Regions from separate parts of the Homo sapiens genome. Here region 2 is linked to region 1. A link is a loop called in an ENCODE intact Hi-C map of the cell type or tissue named here. Cell type or tissue: sigmoid colon. All regions are shown on one strand. Each heading gives the region's core, and the rest is flanking DNA. Links, peaks and the distances in the headings are about the cores only. Region 1 overlaps NFIA (nuclear factor I A). Region 2 has its middle 25 kb from the start of NFIA.

What was found. A loop is a pair of places that touch in the nucleus more often than their neighbours do. Peaks named below come from ENCODE experiments on the same cell type or tissue, not always from the same donor. Only the 100,000 strongest peaks of a DNase experiment are listed, where the experiment ranks them.
Region 2: it touches region 1 in a loop (3-fold over the local background); 2 of 110 quality-filtered maps call a loop at or near these places.

Annotation. Positions count from the first base shown.
Region 1 is chr1:61,394,664-61,403,963 of GRCh38, reverse strand. The region is part of intron 7 of NFIA (nuclear factor I A); the gene reads right to left. Among named protein-coding and RNA genes, the nearest start is that of NFIA-AS1, 150 kb to the right of the region's middle. In sigmoid colon, for the core only: no CTCF peak of the experiment used is centred there; a DNase peak (open chromatin) is centred at 5,792.
Region 2 is chr1:61,053,259-61,062,558 of GRCh38, reverse strand. No RefSeq gene overlaps it. Among named protein-coding and RNA genes, the nearest start is that of NFIA, 25 kb to the left of the region's middle. RefSeq lists an enhancer at 7,327-8,200. In sigmoid colon, for the core only: no CTCF peak of the experiment used is centred there; DNase peaks (open chromatin) are centred at 4,728 and 5,548; H3K4me3 peaks cover 1,857 bases; H3K27ac peaks cover 1,154 bases.

The DNA.
Region 1 (9,300 bases), core at 4,533-7,032:
GTCTGACAGATTTTCTTCCTTAAGGCTCTAAGACAAACACGGAGGTTAGATTAGGGTAGAGTTTCAAGCTGTCTTTCTATTTTCAGTGGACATGAGTTATAAAGGCATTAATAATCCTTGGTGAGGCTGAAGATTATTCATTACCTTAAGAGCCTTTTTAATGAAGCAAGCAATAAAAAATGTATTTGGTAGATTAGACCTGACTTAACTGACATTACATATGACAAATTCTAGTTTGCACATATGGATCCCCTTTCACGCTGAGCTATCCATAGACAATAATTCATTGTTAAACCTCTTATACCCCTTTCAAGGAAATTTCTAGGGACTAATTCAGGATGAAAATTTTTTGAAGTATGTAGTAAATGATCACTTAATGAGCCCATGCAATTTGGGTGCCTCACTTTACACGGATGGTTTATGTCGCCTTCAGATGCCATTTCAAAGACAAACTCAGAAATGCACATATGTTACAGCAGGGGAACCCACAGGGTAAGCAGGCAGTGACCCCTGCTAAAATGTTGGCCCTGTGCCCATAAAAACTGATAAAAGACTCAGACAACTACTGCTCCCTTACATTTGAACCCTGGTAAATTTCATGTGAACAAGAAGATTACATTAGATTAAAAAAACTTATGTGAGGTGCCTAATAACTTCTCTAAGAGAACTTTTGCCCTTGAATTAGAAGGATGATTGATAAAACTGGCTGGAGGATAAGAGCAGTGCATGGGAAGGTTGCAGATATTCAAACCAAGTCAAGCCAAGATAGCAGCAGCTCTTGCTTCTCAATGAGAGCCAGAGAAACCTCTCCCAAATTAGAGGAGATGAAAGTATTTATCTTTCCTTTCTTCGGTTTAAATCTTTAAACTGAAAATCACAGGAATGTCCACATTTTGGAAAATAAGACCTTTCCAATACCAAGAATGACTCATAATACTGAAGAGAAACTCAGTAAGACAGGCCATCACTTCTACCACTATCCCACTTGCATGGCTAAAGGCTGTGAAAAAGAATGCATCTGTATTAGTTGCTGGGCATAGGTTCTTTGTTCCCTACCGGGATCTCCTCATGATTGGGGCACTTTCTGACTAATGACTGAAATGGCTCATGCTATGGGGTTCAGAGTGACATCTGTAGTTTTCAAAAAGACTGGAAATGGGCGATTGGAGGGGAAGCAACTTTCCAATCCATGTCTTGCAGGTGGTCTGGTGCAACCCTTTAATTTATGCAATCTTTAATCTGCCCAATAAATATTCATAGGCTCCTACTATGGGCTCAAGAAACAAATCTGAGCCAAAACAGATGAAATTTTGCCATCGGTCATACAATTGAGGATGTCTCAAACATAACCTATTTGAATCAGAATTTTCATTACCTTCTCCTCTCAAGCTTACACTTCTCCCAGCCTTCTCCATCTTCGTAAATACCTTTTCAACCCACTGCAATATCCCCAGAACTGAGTCTGGCACTCAATAAATATTTGTTGAATGTGCAGTGAATGACTGAATAAACAGAGGTTAATAAGATAATCATACCGTTAAACATAGAATAAAATTTGCTAAAACCAAAACTTGGTTTCTCCACCTGGTCAAGAGCCAGGGAGCTTTTAGAAAAATCGGTAAAACTGGCCTGGTACGGTGGCTCATGCCTGTAATCCCAGCAATTTGGGAGGCTGAGGCAGGCGGATCATGAGGTTAGGGGATTGAGACCACCCTGGGTAACACGGTGAAACCCCATCTCTACTAAAAATACAAAAAAATTAGCCAGGTGTGGTGGTGGGTGCCTGTAGTTCCAGCTACTCCAAAGGCTGAGGCAGGAGAATGGCATGAACCTGGGAGGCGGATCTTGCAATGAGCCGAGATCGCGCCACTGCACTCTAGCCTGGGCGACAGAGGGAGACTCCGTCTCAAAAAAAAAAAAAAAAAAAAAAGAAAAATGAGTAAAACTTAGGACTTCCTGCAATGAATGATAAATCTTGGGATCTATTGTTGTTGCTTGTTAAAACCCACAAGCTAAAAAGTTAAATGGCTCTGGTCATCTCTTACTCTGCAAATTATGCCATTGGCTTTCAAGAATCAAAGGAATTTTTTCATCCAACATGGTACAGTCCTCCTTGCTGGTGGCAAAAAACTTGTACTCGGTACCCTGCGTCTGATGGAATAGTCACTAGTTAAGGACAGAATGTGATATTTCCCAAACTAGGCTGAGAATATACTGAGCCTAACAAAACGAAACACTCAACTTTTGCAGAATGCCAAACACAAAGGTGCCAATTCTGCTGACAAGAGCCCCTGGTAGGCTGACCTTGAAGATAAAGTGCCGCTGCCTCAGGTGCTCAATGGAAAGTGATGGGTAATTGTTAGATTATGAAATCACGGTGGCCTACAGAAAATGCTGCCCAAAAAAGAAATTCACTTGAGCAAAGATCAAGCAGAGCTGATCTTTAAAGAAATGAGATAGAAGAAATAACTCAAAAGCACCCTGTCATCTCCTCATTAACTGTTATAAACATCCTTTCCCTCATTTTGTTGTTGTTAAATACGTAAAAGACAATCATTAGCAACTTAAATTTAGACCTTCGTTTTTTATTTTACTAAAAACAATTTATTCACCATTTCCTTGTGGAACAGAGTTTAACACAAACACAAGAACATATGGTACTATATGGAATTAATTCTACAATGACTGATTTATAAGAATCAATTAATTCTTAATTAATACCAGGAAATCATTTAGCCTGTAGTTTCAAATTGGGCAATTGCTGAGTCTGCATTTTAAAGGGTCATCCTTTGCAACCCTTACTTTCTCATGCTTTGGACTTTCTGGTTCAGTCATCAGTTCACTGTGCAACTGGAGAGAAATCATTCGAGATCCTGAACCTTCATTTCTTCAAACAGAAAATAGTTACGTTACTGACATCACAAAGCTCTAGTTATTATTAAATAGATGCTATTTCTCTAGATAACCTGCTATTCCTCTTCTACCAGACAATGAAACCCACTGAAACTCAGAATTAAGATGTCATCAATGCCTGCCTAACTTTGTTTCTCTTCTCTCCTATTTCTTGTTTTCTCTCTTCATCTTGGATGTTTTTACTGTACCTAAGTTTTTATTTGTCTCAAATCATTTTAGAAAGAGCCACTGGGGTTAAATCAATTAAAGAGTAAAATTCATCAACTATATTTTGAGGTGGCCAGATCAGGCTTTATAGAAAAAAACTACCATTATGAATTTGGCATGATGCTAATGGAATGCACGAAGAATGGTATGAGTCCAGATTTTTGACGAAGAAAAACATGTCTTATGGATGTGTGTGTGTGAGTAGTTGACACCATAAAAAATTATAGCACATTATGTAAATGCATATTTAGATCCTTTAAAATGTGCATTATTTACTTGAGAGTCAATAAAGGCTTTTCTCAAGTGGTTACAGTTTATTGCAGTGCATCCATCTGTATCCACATTGATGTTAATACAATTTTGTGTATTAAAAGACACTACAAAATTGGCTGCTTCCGGCATCTAATACTCTTAGTACCCTAGGCCAGGAGCAGCAGAGAGTGTCAGAAACACTTCACTCCTGATGGATCTCACTACTAGTTTAAACTTTAACGAGTGGCCAGACTTGTTTAAAACAACTGTTTGGGCTTTTCACAAAGAATATAAATAAGATGGGAAGGAAGGAAATTTGATCAGGTTTCTTTGGCTGCAATGGCACTGCCTACACATCCTGAACAAAGTAGCCACAACGAAAAGAAACAGAGAGCCACAATTTCCCAAAGGGTGTAATACTCAGCTATTTATTACAAAATGATCATATTACTGGATACTTTGAAAAACGAAAGCAGGTCAGTCAGGTTGGTTTACTTGTTCATTCCCTCCCCACCAGTCCAGCAGCCCACCAGTTCTTAAAAATCCTCTCTTGGTTTTAGTTTAAAGGAGAAAAAGTTAAAAATTCAAACAATTGAAAAAATACATATACATGTTTAACTCAAAAATGCTTCTTCCGTTAAAAGCAGAATTTATTAAGACTGAGAAAGGAGAAGGTCAGGATCATTATTGTATTATTGGATATGTTGCAAGACTTCTATAATACAACCAGTGATTCTTGGTCTGAGAGTCCACTATGGGGAGGAGGTCTTGTAGACACATAAGAGTGCTCTTAAGAGGAGTCAGAACTAGTTAGAAAATCTAAGCGTGGGCCATATGAAATAGGATGGTATCAGGGAGCTGTGTCCAGACAAGCTTGGAATCTTGCATTTTTCTGCTTTTATAAGTCTTAGGGAAGAAAAAGAGATAGAAGAAGAAAGTAATCTCTTAGTATTTCCAGTAGTTTTTCTCAAGCTCATCCTCCAAGAACTCTAATAACTCTCACACATTTTCCCTCAAACCAAAATTTTATGGGTTGAAATATGTTCTTCTGTATTATAACCCTGACATTGCCTTAATTGTTTTATTCCTTGTCCATGAACCGTTGCAGATTCTCACACACTGGACAGAGACTTGGATTCTTTTCACGTTAGCTTTTGCTTTCTGGCATCAGCCTTTAAATCCCAGTCTCTCTTCTATGGGAGGCTCCAAAGAAAAGCTGTCAAGAGAGCAACACAAACAATAAAATATAATCCTCCTTCAGGCACAGTGTGCTCTTAAGGCAGTGTTATATACAGGCTTCTTCCCTCACAAGAGCGAATAATCACTCCTGAGCCCTGGCATCTGCAAAACTTCACAGTCTTAGTGTTAATGAATACAAAGGCAGTGGCAACAGGTGAGATTCCAAACAGTTTTTCTCTGTTAGCGCCATTATAAGAAAAACCTTCTTATCTGTCTTCAGAAATAAGATGTTCTTTAGATGAAAGTTACCACTTCCATAGCGTAAGGGTGGCATTAAGAACTCTTGACTACTCATAATTAGAAGTAAAAATTTGTAATACGGCAAAGCTTCAAAAGGAAAAGAAAATCGAAGAAAAAAATCCCACTTAAAAAACAAAAGAAGCTTTCCATAAGGGTAAATAGAACATAAAAATGGCTTGGGTTGTCAACTACTATGTATCTTGCTTCTTCAGAAATTCAAAACCACACTATATAACACCATTATACCCCACCTAAAGCTGAGAAATCTATCTTAATGGTCCATAGCCCTAATTTATAAATCATGCATGAATCAGGCCTGCCATTGATGAAAGCTGAGAAGTTTGGAGTTAAGGGATTTATTTTAACAGAGATACAGGAAAGAAGAATTGGCAATGCTTTTCAAACCTTTAAGAGGTGATGCCTTTTCTAAATAACAAAGCTTTTGACTCGAGGTGAGCCAAGGTTTTTCAAAACATATGGTACATATCTTTTAACATCACGAAGATGCACGTGAAAGGACCCAGATATGTCAATTGAGAGAAATATATGACATGGCTTGACAGCTTGCAAAACACCAGTGTTTTTGTATTACTGCTACCAGACAAAGTAACTTTATGCCACGGTTAGTTTCCAAGATGGTTGATAGAGTCTATTCCATTTGAATTCAGGGGATTTTCTAAGAGATCAAATTCTAATGTCTTTTGGAAAAACAGAAAGAAAAAGAAAGACCCACACAAGAAAACAGAAGGCCAAAGTCTTTTAAAATTTTTATCTAGATCAATTTTAGCTACTTCAAGACCTTTGTTGCTCAAGGCCCTGACTAGACCAGGAGTTGGCAAACATTTTCTGTAAAGACCAGATACTAAATAGTTTAGACTTTGCAGGCTATATGGTCTCTGTTGCAACTGCTGAACTCCGCTGCTACAGTGCAGAAGCAGTCACAGACATTACATAAACAAATGAGCGCGGCTGTGTTCCAATAAAAGTTTATTTTCAAATACAGGCAAAGGGCTATTGGATCTGTGGGCCCAATAGTTTTCCAGTCCCTGGTGTAGACCCACAAAATTCTTGTTCACTCTCCAAGCACCTGCTGTGCTCTGTGAGTCAGACCCCTGACAGTCAATACCAATTCCACCTCAGCTTTCTGAAGCTTTCCAAAGCAATCTGGTCACCTTTGATATCTCATTAACTCTCCACGGTAGACTTTTGATTGTCTGTCTTCACCATTACTTAATATGCCTTGGTCTGTGCTGGCTGACCACATCCGTGTGTGTGCGTATATAATTCTAAGTTAAACATACGACTCAGAAAAGCAGTGCAGTATAATATAAGGACCAGGGCTTTGGAGTCAGATAGACATGAGTTTAAATTCTAAGCTCTATCACGAGCTATGCTTCAGGTTGCTGAGCTTCTCTACAACTCAGTTTTGGCATCTGTATAATGGGGCTAATAATACCTCATAGCGCTGTTGTGAAGACTAAATGAGACAATGTATATAAGGCACACGGCACAGTTTCTGATCACACAATTAAGTGATCAATAGCTTCTTTTGTAGTATGATAGTACTATCATAGACAAGAATGGGATAGGCAATGAATACATTGAAATTTGCTCCTGTGTGCTAGGACCTGTTCTGATTGTAGAATACATGAAAGAAAGGAGTGATGGAACAAGAGGTACTTGTTGCTCGCCTGTCTCTTGGACAAAAAAGTACATAAATATTGATAAAATAGTATATACTATCAGCATGGATATGACATGAGGGCCTTGAAAATAATTCCACAAACAACAAAATGAAAAGTAAAAGCAACAACAGCAGTAGCAACAATCTTGACCTAATAATCATAGATACCATAGATATCTAAGTAAAGATAAAAGTTCTTTAAAGACCTAGACAAATAGTCTTTGCTGACCAAACATACTGTGAATTCCTGCCTTTACTTAAATTTCAGACTGTGAGATTTAACCCAGAAGCTTAGAACTATGGGGCCATCTCCCTTTAGATGCTATTTTTCACTTAGACCTACAATCCTTGAGTGTCCATACTGACCTCCCTCTTCACCACGTAGGCCCCTGCCAACCGGGCATTATTATTATTATTTTTTTTTTTGGAGACAGAGTCTCACTCTGTCACCTAGGATGGAGTGCAGTGGCGCAATCTCGGCTCACTGCAACCTCCACCTTCTGGGTTCAAGCAATTCTCCTGCCTTAGCCTCCCGAGTAGCTGGGACTACAGGTGCCTACCATCACACTTGGCTAATTTTTGAATTTTTTTAGTAGAGATGGGGTTTCACCACGTTGCCCAGCGTGGTCTTGAACTCCTGAGCTCAGGCAATCTACCTGCCTCGGCCTCCCCAAGTGCTAGGATTACAGGCATGAGCCACTGTGCCTGGCCCCCAGGCACGTTTCTGACCACACCACAATCTGAGCATGGCCTCCCCACGGCCTCCCAAAACATGGAAACAGTGGAAATCTCTATCATTTCCCTTGAAAGTCCCATCGTGTTAGTTATTGGGAGTTTGCTTATCAGAAATCTAATACATATTGACTACTAGAAATACTTTTCGGCTGGGTGTGATGGCTCACACCTGTAACCCCAGCTACTCAGAAGGCTGAGGCAGGAGAATCACTCGAGCCCAGGAGTTTGAGACCACCCTGGGCAACACAGTGAGATTTCATCTCTACAAAAAATTTTAAAAATGTAGCCAGGTGTGGTGGCAGGTGCCTGTAATTCCAGCTACTTGGAGGCTGAGGTGGGAGGATTGCTTAATCCCAGGAGTTTGAGGCTGCAGTGAGCCATGATCACACCACTGCACTCTAGCCTGGGTGACAGAGCAAGACCCTATATCTAAAAAACCAACCAACAAACAAAAAAACAGTAACAAAAACAAATGCTTTTCAGAAGATCTAGGGCATTTTTTAGGAATATTTTCAGACTAGATAAAGAGACTTGGGTTTTAACTTAGTTTCTGCCACTACCTGGCATATTATAAATGTGGGTGGCTTCTCTCTCCCTAGGTCTCTCTTCTCACAGTAAGCAGCTTGGACTAAATACTCTCTGAAGCTCATCTAGTTTAAGCTCTAGTGGATGTATAGAATTCAGTCTCTGGGATTACATTTACAAATAGTACAACTGATCCATAAAAATAAAATTAAAATCTAAAAATTGAAATAAGGAAGGCTTTTAAAACAAATGATTTTAAAAATGTTTATGGGATATTAAGTTGTACAGTATATCTAGACTCAGTCTTTAAGATACTTTGGCTTTGGGGAGACTGTAATATTTAGAGTTTAAAAAAACCTGAGTGTGCTACTTTAAGCTCTGTGAAATACAGCCCCAGCCTTTGTCCTGACAGGGCCTCTTTGAATCAAAATTGACCATATTCTCACACTAATTGCCTAAGCTTCCATGATGGCTGATGTGAAATGTGTTCAAACGCCACGCAACAGCTGTGATTATTGGAAATATTTAGAGTGATGGTTTAATAGGCAAAGTTGACAAGAATCCAGTTACATGAAGGGAACTTGAACTTTTACGTAACATGTAAGCGATACTACTGTGAGACTAAATGAAGAATGAAAAACAAATCAAAACAATTACTTGAGAAGAAAACTAACCACCATAGATTGGATGATTCCAGAGATTAACAGAAAAAGGGAGGGAATCATCCAATGACCTGTTGGAAGTGAAATGGAATTACAAACTGCAGTCCTGTGAAAGAGGACTTCAAAAAACAAGATCCATGCAGATGCTTCTTGCGTAACGACCAAGTGCTGGATCTAGGCTGTTGCAAGTCTTTTCCTGCATTAAAAAAAAAAAAAAACACACACACACACAGAAAATAAGCAGACAGAAAAGCAAATCTCATAACAAACATAAAGCCATGGGTTATTTTGCAGCATTTCTCTCCACCAAATTGTCAGATTTATACTGAAATGGAAGCCTCTATTTCTGTGCAACATGATTACTAAAGCATAGGCTACTTTTCTCTCTCTCTCTCTCTCTGAGACAGGGTTTTGCTCTGTCGCCCAGGCTGGAGGGCAGTGATGCAATCTAGGTTCACTGCAACCTCTGCTTCCCAGGCTCAAGCGATCCTCCCACCTCAGCCTCCCAAGTGGCTGAGACTGCAAGCATGTGCCACCACGCTCGGCTAATTTTTATATTTTTAGTAGAGATGGGGTTTCATTGTCACCCAGGCTGGTTGCAAACTCCTGAACTCAAATGATCCGCCTGCCTTGGTCTCCCAACATGTTGGGATTACAGGTGTGAGCCACCGCTCCCAGCCAAAGACTACTTTCAAGGCATCCTCCTGAACTTGAAGTATCTTCCTGAATTCACCCCATAGGATTTGAGGAGTAATCCTACTGTGGGTAAATTTCACACAAGGAATGGAATAAGCAACAGAATAATCAGTCTAGTGATTAAAGTCAGGGTACCAAGTTTTCATG
Region 2 (9,300 bases), core at 4,214-6,713, 340 kb after region 1:
CACTGGGTTCTGGGCATACAGGAAAAGTAAGGGGCAAGCTGGTCTTTAAAAACAGCAAGTGATTCTCCACAAGGCTAGATTACCTTATTTTCCATAAGGCCAGAGCATAATAGCCTTTTCCGGGTCGCTAACAACATTCGACACATGACTTTGCACCAAATAATGGGTTGCGTTCTACCTCACTTCTCTCTTTCCAAATCCAGTTTCATAGTTAGTAGGACTATCTTTTGGAATTCTTATTTGAACATCAGATTACAGTAAATCCTATGTCCTGATGTGACAGCATAATATTCAAGTAAATTCTGAAAATGTAATATGTGTGATACTTGCTTCAACCCATGTTAAAAATAATTATTAATATTCAATTTCATTTCTCAAAGTCGGAATTTGAGAAGACAATTGAATTTTATGTTACCAATAATTGAAATGCTAATTACAAGAAGTGCTATTTAAAGAGTTTGATTTTTTTTTTTTTTTTTTTTTTTGAGACTGGGTCTCACTGCATCACTCAGGCTGTGCAGTGGCACGATCATGGCTCACTGCTGCCTTGACTTCCCAGGTTTAGGTGATACTCACACCTCAGCCTCCCGAGTAACTGGAACTATAGGTGAGCACTATCACACCTGGCTAACTTGTTGCTATTTTTCTTAGAGATGAGGTTTCACCATGTTGTTCAGACTGGTCTTGAACCCCTGGGCTCAAGCAATCCACCCACCTTGGCCTCCCAAAGTGCTGAGCTTGCAAATGTGAGCCACTATGCCTGGCCTGAATTTTTTTTTTTTTTTTTTTTTTTTTCTGAGACAGAGTCTTGCTCTGTTGCCCAAGCTGGAGTGCAATGGCGCCACCTCAGCTCACTGCAACCTCTGCTTCCTGGGTTCAAGCGATTCTCCTGCCTTGGCTTCCCAAGTAACTGGGATTACAGGTGCGCACCTCCCTAGTAGCTGGGATTACAGGGGCACGTCACCACACCCAGCTAATTTTTGTATTTTTAGTAGAGACAGGGTTTCACCATGTTGGTTGGGCTGGTCCTGAACTCCTGGCCTTGTGATCTGCCTACCTTGGCCTCCCAAAATGCTGGGATTACAGACTTGAGCCACTGTGCCCGGCCCGATTTTTTTTGTTTGTTTTTTAAGCATAGGTAGGAGAGAGTTTTTCTTAGTAGATAATAGCATTGACACAGACACCTGTTATTTCCCAAGCTAAATGTTCTTAATTGGAGAGGTATTGAAAGGCTTATAAAATGTATCCTCACCGGGCACGGTGGCTCACGCTTGTAATCCCAGCACTTTGGGAGGTCGAAGCAGGCAGATCATGAGATCAAGAGATCGAGACCATCCTGGCCAAATTGGTGAAACCCCATCTCTACTAAAAATACAAAAATCAGCCGGGCGTGGTAGCAGGCGCCTGTAATCCCAGCTCCTCAGGAGGCTGAGGTGGGAGAATTGCTTGAAACTGGGAGGCGGAGGTTGCAGTGAGCGGAGATGATGCCACTGCACTCCAGCCTGGCAACAAAGCGAGACTCCATCTCAAAAAATAAAATAAAATAAAATAAAATAAAATGTATCCTCTCTTTTTTTCTTTTGTAAATGTAAATGTAAATCTAAATGTGAATAATGACTCAATCTCATAGTTTTGTGTCTGTATTGCTTTTACATTGTTACCTGATCACCCCAGTTGTTTCAATTTCTTCAAAGCCTTTGCTTCCATTTTTTAAAAATGTAACATTGCATAATGTTACTTACTATTGTAAATTGTCTCCGTGTGTATGTTAGGTACAATAGTATGACTTTCATGGTCTATAGATAATATAATTATGTTAACTTTGATGTGCACCCAGTAAAAAACCCTCAGTTTTGTTTTTTTTTTTTACAATTGATAATATGAAAGCTTAACACATAAATCATAAGTTGAAAATTAAAAAGCACTTCATTGATAGAGCAATCCCAGTATGGTAAAATCTGAAGATTTTCCTATGATGTTTTATGTTGCTTTAAAAATAAGAACATAACCAATTAACTAAGAAAATACCATAGTTAATGTTTATACTATTCAGATATTTATTATTGTCATTAAACGAAGTGCCCAGTTTAGCAAAACGGTCTACAGCAGCAGCATATTAGGAATTTTACTAAACATTTTCTATAAGAAAGCTATTTTTGTGATTTCTTTTTTGCTTAAAAAAAATCTATACCAAGAAAGTTTATAAAAATTAACTCTGTGGTCTGACTATAGTCTCTGTAATGGTGAATCATGGTTCTACTGAGGATATCACAAAGAGTTTTAATTCTGATAGAATTTAGGGGAGTATTTCATGAGTTTAGGGCCTTGCTTAATGACCAACAAAGGCTTATTTGTTAGTTTTCATATGTTCATATTTTAATTTAAACATTTTGGTATCACTTTTGTAGCTATAAGTCAGAATCACATCAAACTCTGAGGCCCTGGAATGTGAGTCTTTAAGAAAAAAGACAGTGGAAGTTTTGGTGCCTGGGAGACAGTATGGGTTTCCTTTGAGTTGGTAGGTAGGCCGCCTTTCTGTGGACCTAGATGTTGACCTACTTCCATTTGTCTCTTCTGTAATGGCTGAATTAAAATATCCGGCTGGGGTGGTGGCTCACACCTATAATCTCAGCACTTTGGGAGGCCGAGGTGGGTGGATCACCTGAGGTCAGGAGTTCAAGACCAGCCTGGCCAACATGGTGAAACCCTGTCTCTTCTAAAACTACAAATATTAGCTATGTGGTGATGGGCGCCTGTAATTCCAGCTCCTCATGAGGCTGAGGCATGGCTATAATTTCTCCTAAAAAGGAGTATTTTTTCACATCATGGACAATGCAGGCCTACTTTATCAAGTTGAAACCAGGAATCACTTGAACCCAGGAGGTGGAAGTTGCAGTAAGCCAAGATTGTGCCATTGCACTCCAGCCTGGGTGACAGAGCGAGACCTCTCTCAAAAAAAAAACAAAAAAAAACTCATCAAGTTATGGTAACATGAAAGTTGTACAGTTTTACAAATTATGAGTTGTGAAACAGTACCCCAAACACAGGACCGATTAAGTATGTTTTAAATGTTGGAGAAAATGAGGTTGTTGGTGGTGAGTTCATTTGGGCTCATTTTCACTATTTTAGAAGCACATTTTTAAAAAAAGCTGTCTTTTGGCCAGGCACAGTGGCTTACGCCTGTAATCCAGGCACTTTGGGAGGCTGAGGTGGGCAGATCACTTGAGGTCAGGAGTTCGAGACCAGCCTGGCCAACATGGTAAAACCCTGTCTCTACTAAAAATACAAAAATTAGCTGGGCATGATGGCACATGCTTGTAATCCCAATTACTTGGGAGGCTGAGGTAGGAGGATTGCTTGAACCCAGGAGGCAGAGGTTGCAGTGAGCTGAGACTGCACCACTGCCCTCCAGCCTGGGCGACAGAATGAGACTCAGTCAAAAAAAAAAAAAAAGCTATATTTCAACTATGTTGTAATAGCTTACTCCACTGGGTATATATTCACATTTAACTGAGATGGATTTTCACTGTGTTGCTACATCTAGCTTTTTAATTTCTCCTAAAAAGGAGTATTTTTTCATATCATGGACAATGCGGGCCAACTTTATCAAATACATTAAGGTCATCAGTTTGGCCTCTTTCCAATCTCTCCCTTCTGTTCAAGAAAAATGGGGTCCTCTTGCCCCTGGTATCTGCAGGTTGGGATTTCATATAACAATGAGGACTGCAGAACTAACTGGGAGGGATGGATCACCCTCTTTCTTTCTTCTTGGCAGTTACTCATTTGCAATCCGCTCTGCACTAAACCCTTTAAGGCTACATATAAACTTTGGGAAAGTTACATCACTGTAAACAAAGATATGCTGCTTAAGTTATTATTATGCAATACTGTGTCATTACTCACACATTCACACTGCAATTATCTTCCCAATTTGACAAATACCACTATGGCTCTGTAGTCAGCTTCAAGAGAGGTAAAAACCTAGGATAAATATGTCAATGCCATCTTTATGAATGGAAAAGTTTTCCCACCCCCTCAAAAAACATTCAGGTTTTGTCCTGCAAACAAAGTTGGGTGGCACAGCTGACCCTCAAGTCTTTGGAATCCCACTTTTTAAATGTAAATTATGTCTGGTGTGATCCATATGCTCAGCTACAGAAAATAGCAATTCAATAATAAATATATGAAAGTAAAATTCTGTATGTGTTTTTAAATAAACTCACAGGCATCAACACACATTTCTAGAAATTAATTTGTAAATTAGCCACCTTCCTCCAAAAATTAAAAAAAAAACAACTGTCTGTAACTATTGAGTTGTGTCTGCCCCAGGTGATCTCTACCAGATCTGGTAAAGAGATTGCCTCCTGCTGCTGTTCAGCCACTGCATGGGTTGGTGTTTAAGAAGACAAATCAAACATATTCTGGACATATATTTATTAAAAATTTGATAACTAGACAAAAAGTATCAGTTTTAAAAGAAAAAAATTGGTAACTACTGTCAGAAGAAAAAAGCGAGTGAAAACAAATGACCGGCACAAGTGCCTATGACAATTTCTCTCCCTGGACTGTTGCAGAGCTGACGAGGTGGAGGTGGGTGAGGGAGGGAGGGACAGAGGTAAGAAACAGATTAAAAGTGTCACTTCCGGCCAGGCGCTGTGGCTCACGCCTGTAATCCCAACACTTTGGGAGGCCGAGGCGAGTGGATCACCTGAGGTCAGGAGTTCGCGACCAGCCTGACCCACATGGTGAAACCCCGTCTCTACTAAAGTTAGCCAGACGTGGTGGCCGGCGCCTGTGATCTCAGCTACTCGGGAGGCTGAGGCAGGAGAATCGCTTGTACCCGGGAGGCGAGGTTGCAGTGAGCCGAGATCGCGCCATTGCAGTCCAGCCTGGGCGACAAGAGCGAAACTCCGTCTAAAAAAAAAAAAAAAAAAGTGTCACCTCCCCATCTGCAAAGGTCTGGCCTCCTGAAAGCTCAGGAAACGGTGGTGGCCATTTTCATTTTTTTTTTAAGGGAATAAAGGGGAAATAAAACAGAAAAGGTATATTTCCCTTCTTGCGCCAACAGCTCGGCTCCTCTCCACAAATAAAAAATATATTTTTTTAAAAAATCACAGGCACAAAACCCAATCCACACGCATCCTGTGAGGCTTCTGCTGTCAACTCGATTCCATTTGGCGAGTTGCACTAAAGGAGATAGATCTTGAAAAATCAACCCGTGCTCGCGCCCCCGCGCCTCCGCTGCCGCAGCCGCCGCAGCCGCCGCAGTGGCCACAAAATTAGCGGCTCCGAGGACATTTTTGCCGCAGTGCACGTCCGCCGTAACCACCGAGCACTCGGGTGAATAATGGAAGTACAGTGTGGAGACAATCAAGTTGATTTATCACGCAAAACAATTCTCTGCTTCAGCCAGTTCTTGGTCCTGTCACTTTAAATCACAAACGCGCGCATACACAGATCCATAGGCGCCCACACATGCACGGTACACGTGTGTGTGAGAGTGTGTGTGTGCGCGCGCGTGTGTGTGTGCGCGCGCGCGCGTCAGAGCCAAGTGGAATGATTCCAGATTGCTTCACGTATATGAAGCGGGGGGGAAGCGCCCGTCACCCCAACCCCCTACCCCAACCTTTTGCAGCCTGGACAAGTGGTCTGTAATGCAGCTTGGCGCAAAATAAAGTCTGAACAAAACTAGACTGTGAGACTAGCACGTCCTAGAGTGGAATTGACTGAGGTTAACGCAGAGTCTGTAAAGACTCTACAGACTCGGATCATTTGCAAGCAAACTAAAATTCCCTTTTTTAAAAAAGAAAAAAAATCATTAATTGGGTTCCGATCTAAAATACTGCTCTTAAAATGCGCTCACATGTTGAAGACTGAGATTGCAAGTTCTCGAGTAAACATCTGGTGAAGACATTCCAGGAACACATCTGAAAGGAAGAAAGGAGTAAGACAGCCCCTTCTTTATGTATCTTGGGCCAAAAAAGGGTTGTTAAAACTTTTTTTAAAGTGTGCTGTTAGTCTAAATACTTTTTATCAACTCTAAGGAGCAATCTGGTTTGGGGGAAGTAGACTGAACTGAGTGAACTGGAAATACGGAGTCCTGGGTTCCTTGTAAGCTCTGGCAAGTCTTTCTTTTTCTGTGCCCCCAACCCCCACCCCACCCTTTCCTCATCTGTAGAATTGCAGAGGGTAAATGATGTGGTTTCTAAAGTCTTTTTTTGCACAGACAATCCATGATTCTATTTAAGAGGGAATAATGATGGGGGAGGGGGTTAATGTGGAGAGAAAAAGAGGTCATATTCCTCAGGTGGCATCTGTTTAAACTGAAGGTGATGAAAGTGATGAGTCCAGTATGCATGCGTCCTTAACAATCAAGATTGTCTGTATTAACAGCTGTTATTGTCCTAGCTCTGCAATACATACAGTGTATGAGTGCTCTTTGAGAATGACAATTTAATCATATATTTTCTGGGGGAGGGGAAAAAGACCATTTTCAAGGACCAACCAAAAGGATATGGGGAATGGAACAATTTTCAATGTTCTTGTTTATTTATGATCTGTATATAAAATGCATTGAATCACTTGGATAGCTTATGGAAAGTAACTTTTCAGTGGGTAAGAGTTCTTCTATGCCAGGTTGGCTGTCTAGATGTACCAAATTAATGGGATTAATTACTTCCTGTCTACTTTTTTCAGAAAACAGCTCCAAGCAGGATCACATGCAGAGATCACTGTTCAAAACCCCTCTTGTCTGTGTAGTCAGTGGTCAAGAGCACAGGTGCTGCAGCCAAACAACTAGCTAGTTTTAACATGCACAGGCTAAGTAGTAGTAGGCAAATTACTTAGTTTATTTGTGCCTCAGTTTCCTACATTTATTAAATGGAGATTAAAACAGCAACTAATTCATAGGGCTGTTGTCAGAATTAAATGAGTTATCATATTAAAGTGCTTAGAGCAGAGCATGGCACATGTAGCAAACAGCTCAATGAATCTTAGAGGTTATTATTACTCCAATGTAAACACAGGGAAAGCAAGGTCAGATATAATAGGGGGATCTTTGAACTGCTCCTGGATTTCCACTGAGGCCTCTAAGCAGTTTATTTTATCTGGCTTTTATGATGTCAGTGTGAAGCAAGGAGCTCAGCAGTCTTTATTATTATTAAGAATAGGCCAGAACATTCCCTACCAAATCTGTTCCCATACATGGAATAGTTAAGCAACTATGGAGAATTCTCCACTTGACCAGATCAATGCTAATATGTAATGTTGGCTGTATATGTTAAGTGCATACTTATTAATGTGTGACTATCCAGGTGGCAGGAAGCCAAGGTTTCCTTTGGAGAGAAGTTTTCCAAGCCATGTTCCTGTTGCAATGCTTTCTTTCCTACACAACTTGTTACCTCAGGCCTAGTCTGTCACTGAATTATGAAGAAGTATAAACAATCCCAGGACTCAGGTATGCTCCCTTTGTGTCATTATTAGTTTAAACTGAAAGAAGGCCATCCTGAATTTCTCTTTCTCTTAAGGACCCCCAGAGTGCTGACTTGAACAAGGCTTTAGGAAGGGTCAAAGGAAGGAAATGCTTAAGGGAGCAATTCTGCTAGTGTTTGCAATTTGGGATTGGAGGCAAGCTGCAGTTAAACTTTATAGAGGAAGCAGAGATTAGGTGTTTCCAGAACAAGGTAGGCGCTGGCAGGCTGAGGTCATTGCTTGTTGGAAAGTAATGCCCCACTTCTTTCCTCCTTGCACTCTGCGAAGCCCCAGGTGCAGTAACTGTTTTACCAGGGGCCGGCAGAGAGACCGCCCCGTCGAGGGCAGGCAGGCCTGGGACGCCCAGTGTGGCATGGGACGCCAAGTTTAGTGGGTTGCAAGACCCGGGGTAAAGTTCTCCATTAGTAGAAAGCATCTTGCTGAGAGCGCCGAGAGAAACATTCATTCATTCCAAGCGCTGGGCGTGAGCGTAGGACTCCACTTGATCAATCTTACACAATTTTCAAAATAATGAATAAAAATAGAAGAGGGTGTGCTACCTTCTCCTCCACCTGCCTGTCTCCCCCTTGCTCGCTTGTGGGGCCAGGGTGAGACTTTTTAGCAGGCAAGAACTCCCCACCCCATCTTCACTATCACACTCGCACACACCCCTTCGAAAGAGGCGCTGTATCAGAAGGGAAATCTAAGGTACTCATACTTCAAAAAATTTCGGGAGCCCAAATCTGGCGGGCTTCATTTCTCGTCTGCAGCAACCTGGCACCCAGAAGTCGCGGGCGCTTGGCCTCGGAGCTCCTCCCGAGACCTCCTGCGTCCGGGTGGGGACACAGTGATTACTGTCCCTGGCAGCCCGCGGACTTTCCCAGTTTCAGAGCTTTTAGGGGAATTTGAGAGCAAATAAATTCAATTCTGCTCTCCATCGCCACCCACCCGGACCACGGGGATCTTCCACTGCAGGCCCTGAGAGGGACTGGAGTGAGGGCGGGTGCAGGGACCGAGCCTGAGGCGCAGGAGCTGCTCGGCAAGGTCACGACCGCGAGGCTGCAGGAGGCGGCTGTGGAGCGCTGCAACCGGGCGCCGCCCTCTGGCTCGGTGGCTGACCCCGCGCCGCGCCCCCTTATCTGTCGCCCGCCTGGCACATCCCAAGGGGAAGGAGGGGGCGACGCGGCAGAACCGATCCTTACTTTCGTGGTGGCAGCTGAAACCCGCCGGGCTCCTGGGCGAGTTGTCCTGGATCAGATGCCCAACACAACTGAACTTTAAATAAACGGGTTTCCTGCGCTGCCCCCTCTCCCTAACGGCGACCTGTGAGAAACCTTTGTCGCCTTCCCTTTGCGTCTTTGAGCCCCGGGAACCTAGCCCGGACGGCCTCGTTCTCCACATTAATTCGTGGTCCACCAGTTCAGCAGCCTGTCCTCTCAGCTTCTTCTAGGGTGGCTTATAATGAAGGTAGCAAGTTCAATGTTTTCTTGTTTTTTTTTTTTTTCCTCCTGGAGGGAGGATTATGTGAATTTAAAATCTCCTAGGCATTCAAAACCAAAACCAAAACCAACCAAACAAAAACAAAAAACAAACATAAACCAAAAACAACAACAGCAACAAAAATACTGTCTTCACTTAAGTGGATAGCGGAGTCAATCCAAGCCTTCCTTGGGCTAGTCTTGCTCAGACAGTGGAGTTCCTGAATCTTTCAGGAAAACAGAGCCCCTTTCACCCACTTCTGGAGGGGGACTTAATAAGACTGCAATATATTACCATGTTTAAAACGTTTTGCAGAAGCAAGATTGCCTAAAAACGACCTGCTGGCGATAC